Regions from separate parts of the Homo sapiens genome. Here region 1 is linked to region 2. Evidence: read pairs that join two places in POLR2A ChIA-PET (ENCODE). Cell type or tissue: GM12878. All regions are shown on one strand. Each heading gives the region's core, and the rest is flanking DNA. Links, peaks and the distances in the headings are about the cores only.

What was found. Peaks named below come from ENCODE experiments on the same cell type or tissue, not always from the same donor. Only the 100,000 strongest peaks of a DNase experiment are listed, where the experiment ranks them.
Region 1: POLR2A ChIA-PET joins it to region 2 with 6 read pairs; 1 of 35 experiments calls an interaction of 5 or more read pairs at or near these places.

Annotation. Positions count from the first base shown.
Region 1 is chr3:178,540,629-178,546,014 of GRCh38, forward strand. The region is part of intron 1 of KCNMB2 (potassium calcium-activated channel subfamily M regulatory beta subunit 2); the gene reads left to right. The region is part of intron 5 of KCNMB2-AS1 (KCNMB2 antisense RNA 1); the gene reads right to left. Among named protein-coding and RNA genes, the nearest start is that of KCNMB2, 6.9 kb to the left of the region's middle. RefSeq lists a silencer at 4,956-5,005. In GM12878, for the core only: no CTCF peak of the experiment used is centred there; no DNase peak of the experiment used is centred there; H3K4me3 peaks cover 2,038 bases; H3K27ac peaks cover 3,621 bases.
Region 2 is chr3:179,074,743-179,080,128 of GRCh38, forward strand. No RefSeq gene overlaps it. Among named protein-coding and RNA genes, the nearest start is that of ZMAT3, 5.6 kb to the left of the region's middle. In GM12878, for the core only: no CTCF peak of the experiment used is centred there; no DNase peak of the experiment used is centred there; H3K4me3 peaks cover 319 bases; H3K27ac peaks cover 625 bases.

The DNA of each region.
Region 1 (5,386 bases), core at 269-5,268, 530 kb before region 2:
TTGACTTGCTCTGCCTGCTGCCTAAAGAATTCTTCCCCTGCATAGTCACTTGACTCAGTTCTTTACTTTTTTTCAGGTTTCTGCTGAATGTCAGAAAACTTCCCTGAAAACACCTTTCAAATCACACCCCTTTGTACACTTCTTATTCCCAGACAATGCTTTCTTTTTCTCCATAGCATACCATATTATCCCCAGGACATTACATGCTAAGATTTTATTGTCTATCTCCCTTCTCCTCAGTTGTAAACTCTATGAAAGCAGGAATTTTTATTTACTTTCTGAAGTATTCATAGCACGTAGAATAGGGTCTCTTATGTAGTAGGCACTTAATGAGCAATTGTCAAACGAATGAACAAATTATTCAATGTGGTAATTAAATGTTTTCCTTCATCAAAATCCATTAGTAGCATTAGATTCCAAGTATAAGATTTTCAACCTCAGAGTCAGAGCTCTGTGTCATAACACTCTGTTGCTTTTTCCAAAGAGCACCTTCAAGAAAGTTAAGGAAATTTATCAAGATGGTTTTCTTTCCCCTGCCTGCACAGGAGGGGGAAAAAAAATCACATCACTGATTCCAATCCATGTCAAAGCAAATAAAAATTCAATTTGTCTGAATTTGATCTTATCCAAACGATGACTTCTATTTCAAAAAGGACATTTTCACAGATCTCCTATACAAATGACTATAAATGTTGACACGTCCTATATTTTCTTTGCTCTCCCCTGGCAATGAGGAAAGGGATGGTAAAACCAAGTTGGAAGGGATGATTGGGGTCAGTATGGCTTTCTAAGTGTACAAGCCCCAGTAGCCTGTGCAGCAGTAGTAATCAGTTAATACAATCAATAATCGTACTATTCATTTACACTTTCAAAATCAGCATGGTACAATCTCATGGTCTGTTAAACAGTGACCTCTCTACCATTTATACATTTTTTCAATTAATTAAAATATAATAGAATAATCTTATTGTACAAATTGGATTTAAATAATAATGTCCAATATTTCTAGAATGTTTTATAGTGTCAAGAGGTAGTGTGATGTGAAAAGGATGCAGCATCTGAGACAAACACAAGCATTAAGACAAGATAAACTTGGTTTGAATCTCACCTTTTCTACTTCATGTTGTTAGATATGAGTTCTAAATTTCTTTTCAAAGAATTAATATCAGTATGTTCAATTCTTTGCCTTCTACTTTTAAACTTAACTTCCTCATAAAGCAACCTTTTTCGATTACCTACTACACCCTGACTCAGTCCGATCACCTGCTCATTCTCCACCCTGACTCATTCTGATTACCTGCTACCTGCTCTGCTCCGACTCCAGCCAAAGCACCCACCCTGTCATTCTCTTTAAATTAGCCAATTGGAATTAGTTTATCCTGTGCAGTCTAACCCCACCCAATAGGGGAACAACACAGCAGCAGGGGCCACGTGTGTCAGGGATGAGGACCCCTTCCCCTCCCTTGTCCAAGTGTGCGCTCACCATTGATCCATCTGTAAGGGCGCATCCTTCTATAGAAGTAACTTGTCTTGCTAAGAATTAAAAAGAAAATTTTACATTCTAGTGCTATTCCTTTTGCAGCACCGAAACTTTATATATAAAAATAGCTACATGATGTTGGGCAAGTTTCTTAAACCTTACTGAGCCTCAGTTTCTTCAGTGGTAATTGATGACAGTAATAACTACCTGGTTGGGTTGAAGTTTAAATGTCATAATATATACCACTTTCCCATTAGAGTAACTGGATCAGAGGAGAAGCTCAAAAAGTAATAGTTATCTCATTACTATTGTTATTTAATCTTCACAGCATACCTCAGCAGTAGATATTATACCTTCCATTGAACAGATAAGAAAACTCAAAAGTAGGAAAGTTAATCAAATTGCTCAAGGTCAAAGAGCTACTATGCTATCAAAATTTACTCTCTATTCAGCTGTAAAGACTCCTGATAAATAGAATGTTAGATTAACTGTCTTTAATGTATTTGATGACTGAAGGCTACTGGTGGTTAGGAGAATTTTTTTAAAGGAAGAATCTAAAGAATAGAATTTTCTTTCATATTTGAACAATACAGATGTCTCATGTACTCCTTCCCTAAACAAAAGTACACTCAAACTCCCAGGAAACAATCTGAATTAATGCAAATTTACAAATTAAGAAAGCCCTTTCTAGACACGCTGTATAATGGAGTATTAGAAAACCAGTTTCACAGCCCTGAATATCTTGGTTTGAATCCCAGTTCTGCGTCTTGCCTGAGTCTCCCTTTCCTCAGAAGGAATGTAGGTAGTAATGGTATATTATTCATGGGGTCACAAGGATTAAATGAAATAACCTGTGCCCAGGTGTTAGCACCATGCTTGGCACAAATTAGTGCATACTGCCTATGACCTATTTGTATTAAACTATTATCATCTAAGATGAAACTATAAACTTTAATTGCATGTATTATAATACTGCAAGATTTGGTTTAAAGGTCCCCTTTAGTTTTTACTTCTTGGCATGTCATGTCTCCAAATTCATTCAATAGATGTCATTTAAGAGTCATTTGACCAGAACCAGAAACCAATTTTCCTGAAATGTATGACATTTGCTCACTGCTTATTAGGCCCAAAATGAAAGAAGCAATTCTGGAAAAATCAAAGAAAATGTCTGCCTCTCTGAGATACCAAACCTAATTTTATAATTCACATACCTGGGACAGAACTTCAACCCAGTACCTTGTCAGACTTCAGCTTCAACATGTCCAGTGTCTTCACTCTGTCTGTGGCTGCGCTGACTGAAACCCTGAGAAACTGACCAGGTGAATGCATGATCATACAAATGACTTCAGTGCACAACGTGCATGAAATTGGGAATTAACCTCATCAGTTACTCTAGATTTAGCATTAATTTTTGAATCCAAAGGGTGTTTCATTTAATTGCTCAATAAAAATGTCACTACCTCCAATTAAACTATTGGGAAACTCTCAAATCCTGATCTACTACATAGGTTAAACTTTCCTTTTCTTTGGTCAATTCTGAGCTTCATTCTGTACCAAATAACTTCTCAAATTTCCGATTCCTGAAGCTTGGTAACTAATGGTTGAATTTTGGGGGATGTGTTCTTTAATATTTTGTAATTTCTCATATCTTCCTCTGTAAGTGCAACTGGTCCCGACACTAGTATATCTCTCCAAAAGTGTGTATGTGTCACTGTCATAAAAATGTCACAGATTTTTAAGATTGGATTTTTTTCTTAATCTTCACAATATGTTTCTCCTTTTTGTTGCAAGAATACTCTGTGCATAATTCTACCACGGTCCTTAATACATTATGCTGTGATATTTGGTTCACTTATCTGCCTCCTTCCACCCCTCCTTAAACTGTAAGTCTCTGAAAGGTTAAGGACTAGGTCATCGTCATCACAGTACTTTCAATGCCTAGCACAGTTCATGGCAGTAGTTAATGCTCAATAAGTGTTTCTTGAAAGAACAAATCAATCATATCTATAGTATATTTCTTAGTGTCCAGTTTGACCTAAAAAGGGTAAATGCCCACATGGTCAAAAAAATCATACACCTCAGAAATACAGTGCTGCAGGGAATTATTTTATAATAATTAAGCCCTGGATCTGCCATGGGCTCACTAAACTCTCATTCACCTGTCCTCTCACCTCTTCTCTTTATATTCCCAGGCCCACATCAGATGCTCTTTCAGAATGTTTCTCTCTCCCTTCCTCTCTGCTGTCTGCCCACAGCCACTACCCTATTTTTCTAAAGCACATGGTGGGACCTTCCATTCAAAGCTGACTTTGAGTTTGACAGTTCAGACAGCAAATGCCTAAACCCCCTCCTCATCAAAGCCCGGGTGACAGATGATCCTGGGTGAGAATTTCAGCTCTGGAGAGGGGAGGAAATGAATAAGCAGTCAAATGTCAAGTCTGCTGACTTCTTAGGAAAGAAAGAGAAGATACTTATAATACTGGACAGGAGGGCTTTGGCTTACATTTGCCAGCATTATACTAAATAGGGAAAATGTCAGCTGAGTCCCACATGTAGATTCCTTGTCATCTTGGTGTTTTCCTGAGTGTAAAATTAAAACTCCAAAAGATTCTGGACATCAGAGCTCATTTTCAGTTTTCAACAAATCTATCTGATGAGAAAAAAAATAGGCAAGTAGTAAAATATGCAACTAAAATTTTAAAGTCTAATTTTTAGCCAGATAATTAGGTTGCAAACTCATTGAAAGCAGCAACGATGTTTTTTATAAATCTCAGGTGACTAGAACTATATTAAGTATATACAATAGGTTTTTTAAAAACAACCTCTTGATTAATATATGCCCTCCTCCTTACCCTGTCCCCTGAGGTAAAGCCATATTAGGGAAATCAAGTAAATGCCTTATCTTTATTTACCAGACTGCTTGACTGGGGATTTAGGGTTCCAGAAACCACACAAGTTTTAATTCCACAGAATCCCCTTTGCACACCATGGTGTAGAGAGGGCTCTTATAGAAGGGGAAGGAAAGAGCAGCTTGTGAGTTCTGATGCTGCCCGTTTGTTTGTAGAATCCTATCACTCACAGGCATTTCTATGATTGGAAATCATTTACAAAATTAGTCCACATAGGATTCTTACTAAAGAGGATTCAATTTGGGAATTTCTCGAAATAAAGCCCTTACTACACTATGTGTGTCTGGGAATGTCACTGACATAGTTCAGGACTTCATAAATAATGAGTTTGGTTTTGTAAGACGTTTGAAGTCTTTTCCTCATTGGATTTTTCACTGGAAAGCTGGTAAAGGTCAAGCACCTGACTCCATAACTCATCCACAAAGGTAAAATATCTCTCAAAGTAAAACTCTGAGAAAGTTAAAAATAGCCAGCAATTCAAATGCAAATCTAGAATCTTTCTTGCTTTGCATCAGATGCAGAGAATCATTCCGGACATGCTGCATAAGGCACTTTATGAGAAGGATAGAGAAGCAGTTGGTAAATCTTGCTCGTGAGATAATTCTTGAATGTCTTGAGTTTGGTTTTGCATAAACATCTGAAAATTTTAGACTATATGAAGAATGTATAGTCCCATCAAATTGAACTAAAACTCCTACAGAGGGATTCTATTTCTGTAGAAATTCTGGAACTATTGGTTGTCTCTGGATTGTTTGTTTGTTTCCTACTATATTTCAAATGAGGAAATTAGAAGGGGGAAAAGAAACCTGACATCCAGAAGAAAATAATACCTAATTTTAGAGGCCACATTTTCATCGCATTTTGACAGGATTGGTCCCATTTCTCCCTCTCTGTGAAGATGATCATTCACTGGTTTAACTTTGCTTCATGGTGGTTTTATCTGTGTGGTGCTTGGGAACAGCCATGTGAGGCTCTCTGTGTAGATAACTCAAGGTAA
Region 2 (5,386 bases), core at 323-5,322:
AGGGAGCTGACAGCTGTAGGGGGCTGATGAGCCTACAGGTCGGAAAGGGGAAGGATAGAACTGAATGAACAGAGCACTGATCTGATAGCAGAGAAAAAATAGACATCGCCTATTGAGGTCAAAGCCAAGGCGTGTTTGCACTGATGTCTACTTCCTCTTGCCACCTGCCTCCCCACTTCACCCAACCCCACCCCAAATTTTAGGGTTATCCTCAGAAAAATAAGGGGAAGCAGATCATTTTGAAGTGAATAGATATTAGCCAGAAATGACTTGGAGACAGGAGAGATTTGTGGGTAATAGAAATACATGTAGAATTGACTAATTTGTTTCTCTCTTGAAAAAGAACAGGATCTCAACATTGAGACTAATTTTAATTACTTTTTTAAAAGCAACGTTTTTATACACTGACTTTCATGACCTGATATAGTATAACCAGTACATTTGGATGACCATAGTTGATTGCATAAATGTATGAATGAATGAGGAATTTATTTTCTGCATTCTGTAATAGGCATTATAGTGCCTGCCTATGTACTTCACTGCAATGTTTCCTTTTTTAATGTAACTATTATGTGGGAAACTCTCTGAATTTATCAGAAAGGAACTCTCATATTAAAATAAGGATAATTATTTTTCATTATGCTAGACCGTATATTGAGAAAATCTACATTTGTATTTATTTACCAAGGAGATGGTCCTAACACACTTAACTTTTGGTGGCATGGCTTTAGGTTTTGGGAATCTGTCCAGAAAGCTACATGATGTACTCACAATCAGGAGAAAAACACACATCCCTCTCCAGGGACTGATACAATTCGTCAGGTCAGATCCTCTCTTGTATGGGAGTTTGTGTCATCCTTTGAGACTCCACATACCTTTTCTTTCATAACACATAATGTCTTCCAGACCGACTTCTTTCTTTAAATCATCAGAGAATGCCTCCAACATTCATTGTCTCTCATAATAACCTCGGCTTTTCAACACAATCCTTCCTTACAATCAGAGTAAAGCAATACAAAAATCTCAAATCCAGCAAAATAGGCTCTCGTGCATTTTAATAATATTCTAACATTTTTTAGCCTAAAAATAAAATATGAAGAAATAGTGGAAACATGGCAACAGCAGTCGCAAATTTTTTTTCCCTGAATTCCCCTAATTTTAAAAATGGACCTTGAGAAGAATGTGTATTCTGAAAACAAAAGGGGGGGCGCACAAAATAGATAGCAAAACCAAAGGCCTATAGCCAACTATAACAAAATATAGGAGGGAGTGGGGACAAACCACCAATAGCTACGAGACCTGTGTGGCATCAACAGGAGAAAGTAGAGAGAAACAACAGGGCAACTGACAGAAGAAAACCAAGGTGCTCTCAGCTCTCCATATCCACTGGGTTCTGCAACCACAACTATGGATCAAAAATATTTTTTAAAAAATTTGAAAATAATATAACAATGATCTACAGAGCATTTACTTTGTATTAGCTATTATAGCAATCTAGAGATGATTTAAAGTTTACTGGAGGATATACATATGTTATATACAAATACTATGACATTTTATATCAAGGCAGCTGCAGATTTGGGTATGCTGGGTCTGGAGGGTCCTGAAACCAATCCCCCACATACTGAGGGACAGCTGTAGCTGATGGGACTCACTGGAAAGTTCAGAGAGCCAATTTGAGAACAGTAACTGAAACTGAGAGGAGCTTTGCGCTTCTAAGAGTGGATTCGTGCAATGGGTAAGAGGGGAGTTTTGACAGGACTTGTGGATGGAATGGTTATATAACAGGCACTGTAGCTTAAAGAAAATTAAAGTTAGTTTCTGGGCCAAGTTTGAGGACTAATAACCCTGGAAACACAGACCTCAGAGCTAACTGAGAGTGTGTTCCTGAGTAGACTATACAAGACACAATATTTATAGGTTCTGCTACTAGAAAATGGGAGAAGGGGAGTAGTGAAGCAAAGGGGATGTTCTACGGTTTTGATTGGTGCTCATTGACATTATATGTAAGATAAAGCAAATATGTGCTTAACGAACATGTAGGCCTTGGAGTCTGGAGAGGAATGATTGATTTTATCCTGCCTTTGTGTTTTATCTGATAGACAAGGTTGTAATTACCACAAGTCAGTGAAATATTTGACAGACTCCAGCCCTGCAGGTGTGAGTACAGCTTAGTTCATAAACCTAGATTTTATTAGCCATATCTCCAACCTGTAGCTATCTTGGGCCACTTTTAAAATTTATATTCTGATTTTCATTTTTCCCATAGACTGAAGCAGTTTGGGGCCCATAAACTCTCGGATCTAACTATCCCAAACTCCTTTCCCAAATGGAAGAGAAAATGCTGGGATTTGAATCCAAAGAGTATAGGTTAGAAAAATAGGAAAAAAAAAAAAAAACAGGAAGGAACCAGGAGATCTCAGAAAGTAAGTCACTGCCTTTGGAAAATGACAGGAGGACAAGAGCAGAGGGAGCTCTAGAGTCTGAATTAAGAAATGTGTCCTAAACCACCTATCCGTCAGCTTCTGATCACATCTGTGATTCAACTGCCAGCTTGCAAGAAATACAGATGGCAAAGAAATACCTTAAACTACACTCTGGGCCTGAGCTCAGCAAAATCCAGACTATAGGACAATGACCTGATATATACAACAAGTACATTACACAGAAAAGGCGGGGCAGGGAATGAAAAGGGAATGTGGAGATTTTTTAAAGTCTTAAAAGATTTTAGGATATAGGCAAAATCAAATTACAATGTTTAAGAATGAATGCTTGGGCGATAAGCCATAACAAAAAGCAAAGAGTTAATTACAATAAAAATTGGAATAGTGGTTCTTTTTCCCAGCGGGTAGGCAGACGGGGTGTGATTGGGAGAAGAAACATGGAAGGTTTCTGAAGAAGCTGGCGAATGGTGAGGAACCTCCACCATTTACCAGCTACTCCAGTGTCCGCACTGTTTGCTAGCTTACTACTTATTAAATACTAAGCTACTTACTAAATTACTAGTTTACTAAATAATAACCACTATCCTTACTACTTACTAAACCTTACTACTACTGGAACAGTAGTCCTCACTATTCACACAGGTGGCGGTCAAGAAATAAAACTTCTAATAATGCATTAAACTGTAATTTTTAATGCATTTTTCAATATCTATGTCATATTTTACAATACAGAAACTTTTAAAAACAGAAGAAAACTAATAATACCTTGTCATTGTATAAAATGCAGAAAGATATAAAGCAGAAATAGACTTCTCATAGTCACACCATGCTTTTTTTTTTAAGTTTGCACCATTTCCTTTCAGGCATTTTTCTACCCATGTAAAGACATATTTTTAGTGAAATTGGATTACGCTATATATGTATCTTTTTTTTTTTACTTATATCGTAAGTGCTTTCAATAAATAATCCTAGAACGTGGCACTTTCAATGGCTCCATAATATTCCATCCAATAGACATAGTAAAATTTAAACATTCAGCCAGGCACGGTGGCTCACACTTGTAATCCCAGCACTTTGGGAGGCCGAGGCAGGCGGATCATGAGGTCAAGATATCGAGACCATCCTGGCCAACATGGTGAAACCCCGTCTCTATTAAAAATACAAAAATTAGCTGGGCATGGTGGCACGCGCCTGTAGTCCCAGCTACTCGGGAGGCTGAGGCAGGAGAATCACTTGAACCCGGGAGGCGGAGGTTGCAGTGAGATGATATCATGCCACTGTACTCCAGCCTGGTGACAGTGCAAAACTCCATCTCAAAAAAAAAAATTTAAACATTAACTTGTTGTTGGGCATTGAGTTTCTTTCCACTTTCTCACTAAAATAAACAGCACCTCATCATTGTTCATATATCTTGATTTGAATTTATAAATATTTTTATTAGATTAAATTATTATAATATGAAGTTACTAGATCAAAGGGAATGAACGCTTTTAAGGCTTATAATACATTTTGCCAAATTGGCTTTCCGAAACAGTGGCCCACTCAACATTCCCACTAGGCCCTTTCTGAGTGTGATCCTCTCACTGTTCACACACAATATTGCTTATTACAAAATTTTTCTTCTTTACAATTTGCTAAGCAACAAAATGGTATGTTGACATTTTCATGTCTTTCCTTATTTAATTTTTGCAGTTATTTTTTGAGAATTGTCTGATTTTGTCCTTTATTTTTCTTCTGGAGACTAATCTCATTTATTATGCAGTATACACTTTTGAGAACATCAACCCATTGTCTCTTTATGTTAAGAGTAGTTCTCCTAGTTTTTTGTTTACTTGCTCTCTCTCATGCACTCTCTCTCTGTCTCTCTCTCTCTCTCTCTCTATATATATATATATATATTTTTTTTTTTTTTTTGAGACAGAGTCTTGCTTTGTCACCCAGGCTGGAGTGCAGTGGCGCTATCTCGGCTCACTACAACCTCCGCCCCCTCCCCCTACCCCCAGGGTTCAAACGATTCTCCTGCCTCAGCCTCCTGAGTAGCTGAGATTACAGGCACCCACCACCACACTCAGCTAATTTTTTGTATTTTTAGTAGAGACGGGGTTTCACCATGTTGGCCAGGCTGGTCTCAAACTCCTAAGCTCAGATGATCCCCCTGTCCCAGCCCCCAAAGTGCTGGGATGACAGGCATGAGCCACCGCACCCGGCCAATATTTTTTTACTTACAGAAATTTTAGGCCACGCATGGTGGCTTATGCCTGTAGTCCCAGCACTTTGGAGGCCGGGGCAGGAGAAGGCCTTGAGCCCAGGAGTTTGAAACCAGCCTGGGCAATATAGTGACACTTCATCTCTACAAAAAATGAACAAAATTAGGCAGGCATGATGGGATGCACCTGTAGACCTAGACACTCAGGAGGTGACGGAGGGAGGATTGCTTGCACCCAGGAGGTTGAAGCTGCAGTAAACTGAGATTGGGTCACTGCACTCCAGCCTCGGTGACAAAGCAAGACAAGACAAGACAAGAAAGAGAGAGACAGATAAGGAAAGGAAGTTTGACTCATCCTATGGGTCTCGGCTTCTATGACACCTCTTCTGTGAAGTCTATTCTAACCCTAAAGTTGCAGTCACCAGTCCCTCCTGGGTGCATATATGCCAAGTATCCCATACCTCCCTTCGTAGATCTGAGAAAGAAGCCAACATAATACCCTGCTCCTGTGCTGAACAATGTTAAAACCAAACATAGTTTCCCATCTTCTGTTAAATGATTCTGAGACCAGCCATACTTTCCCGTACCTGTGTTTAACAAAACTAGAACAAGCAGAACAAAACTTCGTTACTTGCTTCTGGAAATTTTTGCTCCTAAAAGATCAGAATGTGAACCTATTAAAAGAGCTACTTGTGAAGACGAACTGCTTGCTCTTTTAGAGACCCTTGCCTCACTG